Regions from separate parts of the Mus musculus genome. Here region 2 is linked to region 1. Evidence: chromatin loops called from intact Hi-C (ENCODE). Cell type or tissue: gastrocnemius. All regions are shown on one strand. Each heading gives the region's core, and the rest is flanking DNA. Links, peaks and the distances in the headings are about the cores only. Region 1 holds the start of Plekha5 (pleckstrin homology domain containing, family A member 5). Region 2 has its middle 52 kb from the start of Gm38917.

The links. A loop is a pair of places that touch in the nucleus more often than their neighbours do. Peaks named below come from ENCODE experiments on the same cell type or tissue, not always from the same donor. Only the 100,000 strongest peaks of a DNase experiment are listed, where the experiment ranks them.
Region 2: it touches region 1 in a loop (2.6-fold over the local background); 1 of 42 quality-filtered maps calls a loop at or near these places.

What each region holds. Positions count from the first base shown.
Region 1 is chr6:140,421,759-140,427,129 of GRCm38, reverse strand. Plekha5 (pleckstrin homology domain containing, family A member 5) reads right to left here and starts at 3,031. Exons shown (of 31, transcript NM_144920.3): 1 at 2,874-3,031; 2 at 2,674-2,753; 3 at 575-632. The coding sequence starts at 2,965. In gastrocnemius, for the core only: a CTCF peak has its summit at 2,112; DNase peaks (open chromatin) are centred at 2,450, 3,030, 3,213, 3,945 and 2 more places; H3K4me3 peaks cover 2,995 bases; H3K27ac peaks cover 2,016 bases.
Region 2 is chr6:140,335,078-140,340,448 of GRCm38, reverse strand. No RefSeq gene overlaps it. Among named protein-coding and RNA genes, the nearest start is that of Gm38917, 52 kb to the right of the region's middle. In gastrocnemius, for the core only: no CTCF peak of the experiment used is centred there; DNase peaks (open chromatin) are centred at 1,798 and 2,065; H3K4me3 peaks cover 1,459 bases; H3K27ac peaks cover 2,036 bases.

The DNA of each region.
Region 1 (5,371 bases), core at 223-5,222:
CACAATGTCGGGATATTTTAAAGACTCTAAGGCAGAGTAACAAGCAAGCGCCATCACAGGTGTGTGGTGTCCTGAGTTTCCTGGGTTCCACTTTTCCTCTGACCCTGCCCGCTTTCCATCAGGCCTGCGACTTATTAACAACTCAGGCTGCCACCTGCCATCTAAGCTGGACTCACTCTGAAGGAGGAATAGTCACATAGTACTGATATTTTGTGTGTGTGTATACAGGAGTTCTCTTACCACAGATAATCAAAAGACAAAACTTGTAAGTACTGCAGAGCTAAAGTCAGAAGACTTTACAATATCCCACCAAAGAAACATACTGAAACATCAAGCAAACTAATATGGCGAAAAGTGACCTAATTTGCAATGTGTGGATCCATGAATACCCAGGCAAATAACAAGATAATGAATGAGGCTACCCTCTCCCTCAAAATTTCATAACCATATAAAGGATACAATTAACACTGTACAACACACTTTAAGATAGAATTGTGTATAGACTCAGAAGTATCCAACTTCAGGTTCATTACAACATTTGAATTACCAAGGGAAGCAATCAAAATTCACTCACTTTATATAGTATCTTGCACCTTCGAACGTATATGCTTCTTCCCAGCCAGTGGGCAAATCTAAAAAACATATGTTACAATTAGTATTACTTCAGTGAGACTGCAAAATAAGCTTAAACCCATCTTATCTGTCTTCACCATGTTCATTTAAGTATGTGTCGATCCAAAGTCTTGGCTGGCAAGATCATTAGTCAATCAATATAACATTATTTGGAATTTGGAAGATGACAATTCAAATTTAAAGCCACCAGGAAAGTTCCAGCAATATTTGAGATGACCTAACATAATTATTCCCTTTAACAGTGGTCAGGGTGGGAAAGGATCAGCTGTGATATCCCAAAGGCAAAGTCTTCGAGCCCTGGTAAAACACCCATCACTGACTGCACAAACCCCAAATGGGCAGCATTTTGCCTTTTTAGGTATATCTTGTTTATTCAAAACCCTATTTTTCAATTCGAATCCATTTAGGTTTCTTCTACCATGAAAGGAACGCAAGCCTTCAATTAGTGGAAAACTGACTGAATCCTTACACACGAGTTTCAACACACTTGACCTGAAGAGAGGTGGGGTTTCAAGTGAGCGACTGCATCTTTATGTGCCACTTATGTGCCACAGGCCACTTATGTGCCACTTATGATGACAAGAGCTTTGGATTTAATCACAGCATCTCCAGAATGAAAAGGCACACATGTGTGCACAGAACGGGAGCCCAAGCAAAGTAAATCAAACAAGAATAAATAAATAGATAAATGCGAAATCACATCATAGAATAAAATATTTCCGGCATGTGACTGCTATTTTTTAATCTGTGAGGGTAATTCGAAGACATTCGTGTCATACGTAATCAAAATAGGCCTGAGATAATGCCATAAAACATTTGGGCTAAATTCTTTTAACCCTATATTGTCTTCCATGAAATAAACGTGCCCATATCCACAAGGGTAACGAGGCTATCAAAGTTGCAAATGCGTACAGTAAACAGGCTGAAGCTAAAGAGTGCAGAGAGTTAGGAAACATGACGGTTTATTAGTCAGAAATGCCCTAAAAATGTAACCTCATCATGCCTGCTACAGCAGCCTTCCCTTTCCTCCTCCACACTTGTGCAAATTTGGACACATTATTAGTCACTTCACTGAACTCCAGCGTTTAGCAGAAAAGGCAGGTTTGTTCACCCTTCTGGCAACTTTAATAGGAGATCCTCAGAACCTCGGAGCTGGCGAGAAAAGTACCCAGAGGGAGAGACAGAACTGGGCCTCACCTTCGACCCAACTGTTCTCAAGCCTTTGCAGTCACCCGGAATAGAGGCGGGCCAGTATGAGAACTCACGTTACGTTTCAGGCAAACAAGTTGGGTGAATGTAAACAAAGAATGACAAAAGAAAGCCAGACCAGCACTGAAACCACCACAAGCCCTCCTCCAGCTCAACTCATGCTAAACATTCAAGAAAGCTATCAAAGCAACCCGAGATGCATTTCCTCGTGGAACTGGGGCCCGAAGGCCCCCCACGCGGGACCGCCCTGGCTCGCCCACCGCCTGCTGGTGGTACGTGGAGCTTGGCTGCGGCTACCGGGGACTTTTGAGCCGGGATCACTGGCTGCGGCGCCCGCTCCAGCGTCCTAACTCCAGCGGCTACTCGGGTAGCAGGAGGGGACTCACCGGTGTTTGGATCACATGGTGGGGGGGCACCGCAGCACCCCTAACTCTTCCATCAGTCACCTACCCACAGTCCCACTTAGGAGAAGTAGGAGGTGGTGGAGGAGGAAGCTGCTTGGCAGAAAGCAGTTCTCTGGGGAGCAGGGCGAGGATGCGGGACCGTCTCACCGCAGGGGTGCTGGGATGCGGGGAGCAAAGGGGAGCGGGTGAGGACTTCCTAAAGGGTGCTGGAGGCGGAGACGGGGGCGATCCGGGGTAGAGGGGCGTCGCCCATCCTCGGGGGGCGTCCGGGAAAGGATGGGGACCAGGGCGCCAGGAAGAGGGCGCCGTCTCCAAGCGCTGATGAAAAGGCGGAGAAGAATAGGCGCCCCGGGACTCAGTCGCGCGGAGCCCGGAGCCCCTCCAACCCCGCCAGGTGGCCCGGAGCCGCAGCCCCGGCCGGCCCTACCTGTGCTCTGCCGCCGGTGCCCGGTGACCACGGCCTCGCCGGTGACCGGGTGTAGCCAGGTGGTGCTCTTGGCCTCCTCGCTGCAGGGAAGAGAAGGGACAGGCGCTGAGCGGCGCGAGGGGCGACCCACGGGGGCCCCCGGCCCGCTCGCTCCCACCGCTCCCCCCAGCCGCCCGGCGGCGCCTCCCCCGCCCGCTCACTTGATGAAGAAGACGCGGCCGCCCCTAGTGATCCCGTACGTCCAGGAGCGCGGCAGCGAGCAGATCCACTCCAGGTTCAGGTCGGCCGCCATGTCTGCTCCCCGGCCGCCGCCGCCGCCGCCTTGTGCTGCCGCCGCCGCTGAGGAAGGAGGGCGCGAGCGAGCGAGCGAGCGAGCGAGCGAAAGGAGCGCAGGGCGCGCGGCCCGGCCCGAGCGCGCCCCCGCGGCCGCCCTACCCCCTCGGGCGGCGCCCTCCCCGCCGCCCCGGCTGAGTCCGGCCTGCGTCGCCGCCCCTCGGCATCCTCCGCGGCCGGCCGCCGGCCCGCGCTGCGCTCGCTCGCTCGCTCGCTCGGAGGCTGGGCGAAGCGGCGCCGCGCCCCCGCCAAAGCCCTCCCCCGTGCCCCGCCCGCGCCGCGCGAAGGTTCCGGGGTCGGGTCCCGCCGGCGCCCGCCCGGAGGGCTGGGCTCCGAACCTGTGAGGTTTTGAATCAGCTACTGCCTGCCTAGCCCGGGGCTTCTCTGGGAGACGCCGGGCGTTGAAATGGAAAACTGCTTTTGGGAAAGGCTTTTCTGGTGTGTGGCGTGCCAAATAAAGGAGGGTCCGCGAGTGAGCTCGGACCACTGAAATGGGACTGATTCAGACTTAAGGTCTTTTTGTTACTGGTGGTTTTTTTTTTTTCCTTTCTAAGCTTCTGAGCCATATAATAGTTTAGAAAATAAAAACTTGCCTTTTCCTTTCTTAAAAAAGATGCACTTGATTATCAACGTGAATTTCTAGGCTCCCAATCTCTCTCATTTATTACAAGGGCAACTTAACTTTACGGAGTCCTTGGGGTGGTGGACATTTAAATCCCTTCGAACTATGATTGTCTCCGTTTCACTGAGAGGGGCAAAGAAACGTAAAGGAACAAAGGTGATTGTGCCCAGGGTTATGGTGAAAAATGGCAAAGTCTGAATTCAAATCGCCTATAGATTTCCAAGAGTCTACTCGAATGAATACGTTGCTGTATAGTATTTTTAATGCCTTGGCACCCCCGGCCCCCTTGTCCTTTGAACAAAGGAAGGGTTCACTGCTAGTAAGACCTCCCTTGCACCAGTAAAGAGCGCTATGCTTGCTCCTTACTGCCCCTGGTCCTTCATCATCACTCTTGGAATTGTCTCCATGGCTTTGCAGCAAATGACTCATCCCAGAGGAAACACAGTTCAATAATAACAGTACAACTTGGCATTCTCGAAGCACCTTTTTTTTTTTTTTCCCTGACCAGTTTGGATGCTTCTGAGGCATTCTCTCATTCATCTTCCCAAGTAACTGAAATAAGTAAATGATGCTTTTCAACCTTTAAGGAAACCAAGGCACAGGGAGGGTGAATGCCCTTGGCCAAAGCTCCTGATGAGCGTGCATTTTCATTGGCTTTTCCTCCTATCTCCTGATTCCCCAAGGCCATACGTCTCTGGTGAAACGGAGACTGCAATTACTGCTATAATTTTCCTGTCCATCTGCATATACAGGAGGAAAAAAAAATACCATCGCTGTAATGTTTTCTCTTTTGGGTTCGTTTGTATTCTGCTCCCTCATTTCAGTCCTTATTACTTTTTGACATCTTATCTCCTACCCAGTCTCTGGAAAATATGACTTTTTTTTTTTTTTAATCAATGAATAGCTGGCAGGAAATGTCCCACATTAGCATCAGTGGTCACTGGCACAGCACAGCAAGTATAAGAAGAGCTGTTGACTCTCTGTTATCATTACAAACTTAAAAGTCTCCCAAATGCCACAATAGCTTATGAATCTAGTGCTTGGTAGTCCTGCTGAGGGATTTGGATGTTTGCATACCACCGAGAAGTCTATACGTTGACTGTGTGCTGTGCTCGGCTTCTATTTAGCTCTGGATCTTTGGATACTACAAGATGTGTTCACAGAAAGCACATCTCAAAAGTCAATATAGATTAACTTATGTATCTTTCAAAATCGCAACCAAAGGCTATGGATGTAGTTCAACTGTAGAGTGCACATTCTATGCTTGGGGTTTGGGGAGGTAGAAAGAGAGACAGAGACAAGAGAGAGAGAGAGAAGGAAGAAAAGAAAAACATTTGCAGTACTCAAATAGTAATCTAGAATCTTTTCGTTTGTTTCGTTGTTTCGTTTTGTTTTGTTTGTTTGTTTGTTGAGACAGGATCTCACTGTATAGCCCAGGCTGTCCTGGAACTTGCTCTGTTGACCAGGCTAGCCTCTAAATCGGAGATTTGCCTGCTTCTGCCTCCAGAATGCTGGATCTAACGGTGTGCACCACTGCTCCCTGTGTAATCTAGACTCTTAAGAATAATTCCCGATGTCCTGGAGTTTAGGGAAAACAGCAAATAAAAGAGTTAATGATGTGTATACAAAGCAAGACAGGTTTTGATTGGGGTAAATAACAGCCCATATGACCTCCAGAGCCAGTGAAAGTGGCTTCGTACATTACAATGTTGAATGCTCTAAATAATGTCTCGTCATTAATGG
Region 2 (5,371 bases), core at 182-5,181, 87 kb after region 1:
TTCTCTCTCTCTCTCTCTCTCTCTCTCTCTCTCTCTCTCTCTCTCTCTCTCTCTCTCTCTCTCTCTCTCTCTCTCTTTCTTTCTTAGAACAACACAGTTTACTCTCATTTTAATGCCATGGTGTGGTCAGAACAGAACCTCTTGTGCTGGTCGCCATTTTTTATCTCATTAAAGACAGAGTCTCATTGTTTGCTGCTGTACTTGATGGGCCAGCTGGCCTGTGAGCTTTCGGGCATTCTCCTGTCTCCACCTCCGCTAATTCTCCTCTCCCCGCCCCCCCCCTCCCCCCAGGAAACACTGGGATTACAGGTGCTCACTTCCTTGCCTCACCTGAACGGAGGTTCCTGGATTCGAGCGCAGGTGTGGCGAGTACTTTACCGGCTGAGACCTCTCCCCAGCTGGAGCTAGATTTATCTTGACTCTTTTGCCTCGAGTGTGCTGTGTTTGAACATACTCTAAATTAGCCTAGATCTCCTGCTCCGTAAAAATGGAGTCAACAAGGTGACCCAGAGAGGAAGGGAGCCCCACCACAAAGCCCGATGGCCCAAGTTCATTCCCCTGGAAACACGTGATGGAAGGAGAGAACCAACTCCTGTACGTGTCACCTGATCTCCCCAAGTGTGCCATCAGCGAGTGTCCGTGTTACACGTACATGTGTGTGCACACTAAATAAATACAAATATAAATAGATAAAATGAAAGAGTAACTTGATAAGTCACCAAGACATGTTTTTTTTTTCTTTTTTGAATGAAGAAATAAAAAGGCCTGTGTATCTCGAAGGCACCTATGTGATTTAAACACTGATGAATGGCTCGCACTTAGAGCAGTCAGGATGGCCACAACACTAGTGGTAACTTGGGATCCTCATGTAAGAATCTGTCCAAATTTGAGCCATTGGGTTATGTTGCTTGTACCTTATGTCTTCCTCCTCCATGGTTTACGGTTCAGTTTTGATTTTGGAGGATGGAGGAGTCCAGTCACCGATAAAGCTCCTCAGACTTAACTTTTAACCATTAAGTCTGGTGAAGACGCAGGCAGTAGAGCCTTAGGACCAGGGACTCTGCCTCAGTGCCCAAAGACCTGAGGTTCCCTAATTTGCATTAATTACAGTGCCTGGGATGGGGATCCAGTTGCTCTAGAAACCAAATGCTCCCGAGAAAGCTTCTAAGAGAAGAGACTTGGGAGGCCTGCGCATCCACTGACTGATAGTTTAATGGAATTCAAATGGAAAATTATTTTCTTTGATAATTCTGGGCCTTTGATTGAGCAGTGAGTACTTTTATTGATGAATGCTAACAGTGTGATTTGCTTTTTCTCTGTGTAAACATGAAAATAATGCTGTGAGCTTTATTATTTAAAAACTCGAGGATGCATAAAAGCATCACACACCCAAAGGAGCCAAACCCCAAGTCTAACAACCCAGTGCACGTTATATGTTGGAATAGGCATTTAGAACGGACACTGCAAGGCTTCACATTAAATTTTATACTTTCAGGATTAAATATGCTCTACATATTTGGTATTTTTGAATGCCTCAAAATCTTAAGTTTTTTTTCTATAACAAACCTTGATGTGTGTAAATATGATTTAATTTGATAGTACCCCTCACTTAGACTCCTTCAGCCTAAAATTCATCTCTTTTGTTTGTGTACCATACTCATGGAGTACCTGAGGGGTGGAGCAGGACACTGGATCTCCTGGAACTAGTTACAGCTGCACGAGACTCACCACATGCGTGCTGGGAATTGAACCAATAGAAGAGCAGCCAGTGCTCTTGACTGCTGACCTAGCTCTCCAGCCTCGACACTCAGCTTTTAAGGGATTCCTGAGGTGTTGAACTTGAGCCAGCGTGTTTCTATGGCAGTCATTTTACCCACTGAGCCATTTCCCAGTCCCTCCTAAATTATTTTTATCATTAACCCCGTGACGGTATCAGTTTCCTGGACACGTTGTGCTCTCTCTTCCTCTGCTCTTCTTTATGCATGGTTTCTTTTGGGACTCCTTCTTTCCTTGGAAAATTGTTCTTCCCCATTAAATCCCAGCCAAGTGTGACTCTTACACGAAGTAGGGCTGGCACCTTTCCCTCTCTCCCATCAAGCTTCATAAACCCTCTCCCACAGTGCCTATGGAGGGAAACGCTACCGGAGTCTATTGTAATGCGCTGAGACGTCTCTTTCGATTTCTCTTTCCCTTTAGATTCTGAGACCTTTCAAAAGGGCGCAGTACCTAGGAGGTATCCCAAGGACACTCCTTGCATTAATACGCCTGGGACTGCCTGAAAATGCCACGCGTCCTACTGCAGCTCAAGGGCAGATGAGAGGAAAAGGGATGTGAGCCGCTGGAACTGGGATTCTATTTAATTCTGCACGTCCTGTGGATGGCAGGAGGGATGGTTGACAGCACTGAAGGAAGAGTACAGGGCCCCTCTCCACCCCCAAGAGGGTTTGCCCAGTTGACCTTCTTTCCCTCCATCTTCTTGTTACTTCTGATTTAATATTCTAATTGTTTGTTTTCTTAGCTCCCATTGTCTGGATGCCTTGATGTCTTTCAGTTTAGAAATAATCAATATCCTAAAGTAGCTTTTGTCTATTTCCCAAGAGACTTCATGTTTAAAACACTCGTTACTGCCCTCCTCTCCCTTCCTCCCTCCCTGCCTCCCCCCTCCCTCCCTCTCTTTCTCCCTTCCTCCCTCTCTCCCTTCTTCCCTTCCTTTCTCCCCCCCTCTCTCCCTCCTCCCTTCCTCTTCCCTCTTTTTAAAAGCAGATTTATTACTTTTTTTTTTAATCCCGGAAAATCATTTGCAGTGGGAGGATCGGCACCTCTCTCCCACCTTGCTCAGAGCCACCCTTCTCCCACAAGGAAGGTTCATAATAAGATGGACTCCAGAAGTTAGGAGAGAGGGGAGCAGGCAAACGCCTTAAGTTATCCTTCACTTGACCCTAGCCCGGCATTCAAAGCAAGAACCAAACTGCTCTCTTGCTTCAGAGCTCTGAAGAAATAGGTCCCCCACCCGCCCCCAACCCCAGACCCCCAGTTTCTCCTCCCTCCGTCCCTCCCCCCTCCTCCCCTCCCTCCAGCAGCTGTTCTGATGGGCACTTCCAGAGCCCCCAACTCCCTCCAGAAGCACAGAAGTTGGCGCTGGGGTGGGGGGGAACCCTTTTCCCAACTCTGCAAAGATTTCTGACACTCTCTTTGCTTCCTTAGTGTTAGTGATTTTCTGTCTCTCCCACTCCCCTTCCAAGTTGGGTTAAAGTTTCAGTCTTTTGTTATTCAGTTCTTAAGGCAACAGCTGTGCAAACCTGGCCTCTTCTTTGTTGCTGGTGCCAGAGCCTAGGAGAGGAGAGGAAGCTGTCAACCATTTTATTAAGGCAGATTCTTAATAAAGTAGCTTATTTGTTTAAGGGAACCACTCCATCTTTTTTAATATTTAATTTTTTTCCTCTTTTAAAGTTCTTCTCAAGTGTTTGAATTCAAGCTGCTTTAAGATTCCTCATTAGACTCAGTATCTCCCCCCTAATCTTTGCAAGAGCTTGGGTTTGAATGCATTCACCCTAGGAGGCAGGCACAAAGGCTAACCTATAGCAGGCACGGCCAGAGGATTCCTTTAGGCTGCTCCAGAGACCTGGCTTTCCTTTGCTTTGCTAATAGTCGCCCAGGAGAAAGCTTTTCTCTTTAGACCAGGCTAAAGAGAAACCCAACAACCCCTGAGCAAAGGAAACCACGGCGATGAAAACAGTGGTCCTTTTCTAGTTTCCAGGAAAAGGAACTCACAAGTTTCCCGAAGAATATTGGAGTCCGTTATTTTACATCTGTTGTGGTCAAAGTTGATAGCAACCAGTCTCTCCCCGCACTGGGCTCGTACAATATCTCCATTCAAGATCATCCTGGAATGCAGCCTCGTGGCTGAGTGAATAGTAATCACAGGGAAATGGGCGCTCAGTGTGCTTTTGATTAATTGTTTCTGCAAAACAGAGCCCGAGGTTAAAGCTGCGCCTGAGACTCGCCCCTCCCCTTCCTGCCTCTAACCTTCCCTGGTACCTATTCTCTGGCCTACTAGCTTTTCCTGAGAGTTAAACCTCAAGTCCTTGTTCTGCTAAAGAAAAACATTAACTTAGTTCAGCGCCTTGTGAAGGATAATTCTATTGGATAGAGGCGAAGACGGGAAACATTTCTGTGTCCTTTTTGAGGAGCTGAGGTTTTGGTTAGAAATAGGGAAATCTCTCCCTTCTCCTGCTGGAAGGGAGACTCAGTGTGAGAGACCGGAAGATAGATAGACTTGCTGATAGGTAGACAGGGACAGAGGCCAAAGCTAGAAGTACTGAATTTCCAAGATGGCTTCTTCCTTAACCTTCTGATTTGAGATCGTCCCCCACCAGCAGTCCCGAGGGGGATTGGCTCAATGGATTCCGGGCCAGATCAGGACAAGTCTGTCTCACTAACCAACCATCCATCCTGTCTTCAAACTGACCAGCCCTAAATTATGGGAGGAAGACTCTTCGGGAGCTTTGAAAGCCCCAGCCCTCAGGAAGAGACTTGGGTTTGGCTTTCTAAGTCTGGTCTGCTTTGCAGAGTTTGTTGTTGTTGTTGTTTTTCTTTCCTCTGTATATCTGCTATGTACATGTCTCCTCACCCACAATAAATGCCTCCTATTAAGCGTGGATTCTGCTCTGGTGCCTGAGATCTCTCTGCTGTGTTTCAGATGTTTTCCTGCCTTTTAATTCTTTAACCGGCAGAGAAAACAAACCGGATCTAGGCAACCCCTATACTGTATGAGTTCAAGACCCCTAGACCATATCAAACAGATGGAGAAATGAAAGGCAGGTGGAATCAAGACAGACACAACCAGGATCCTTGTGTGCGAATGGCCCAAGCAAGCCTCGGAAGTCTCCGTGAAGAGGGAGGCCGCGTGTGACGTCTGTGTTCAAAACCAAATGGAGACACCATAGCATTATAGAGAGCTTATTTGTACAGACAGTGATGTTTGAACTGGGCAGCTCCAACCTAGAAGAGGCTGGAGAGCTACACTGAGGGACAGCACCATGGGGACACTTCCTAGGACACACACAGAAGTGTGGACAAGGAAAGTCCTTAGTTGCTGTCACACTTGTCCTACTTGATCTAACCTGGAAAAGCTGTTCAGTTTATTGCTGCTTTGGAGTGGTTGAACTTACTGTGTTTTTCTTCATCAAAGACATGACTATGATTAATCTTCACTGTCAGCTTGGTTGGATTCGGAATCACTTACGAGAGTTACTTTTGGACGTGGCTGTGAGTGGTTTCCTAGACTGGATAGACTGGGGTAGGCAGGGTTAAGTGCACACTGTGGTCAGCACAGAGGCTTATGAGCTGCAGTCCTCAACTGAATCCTAAG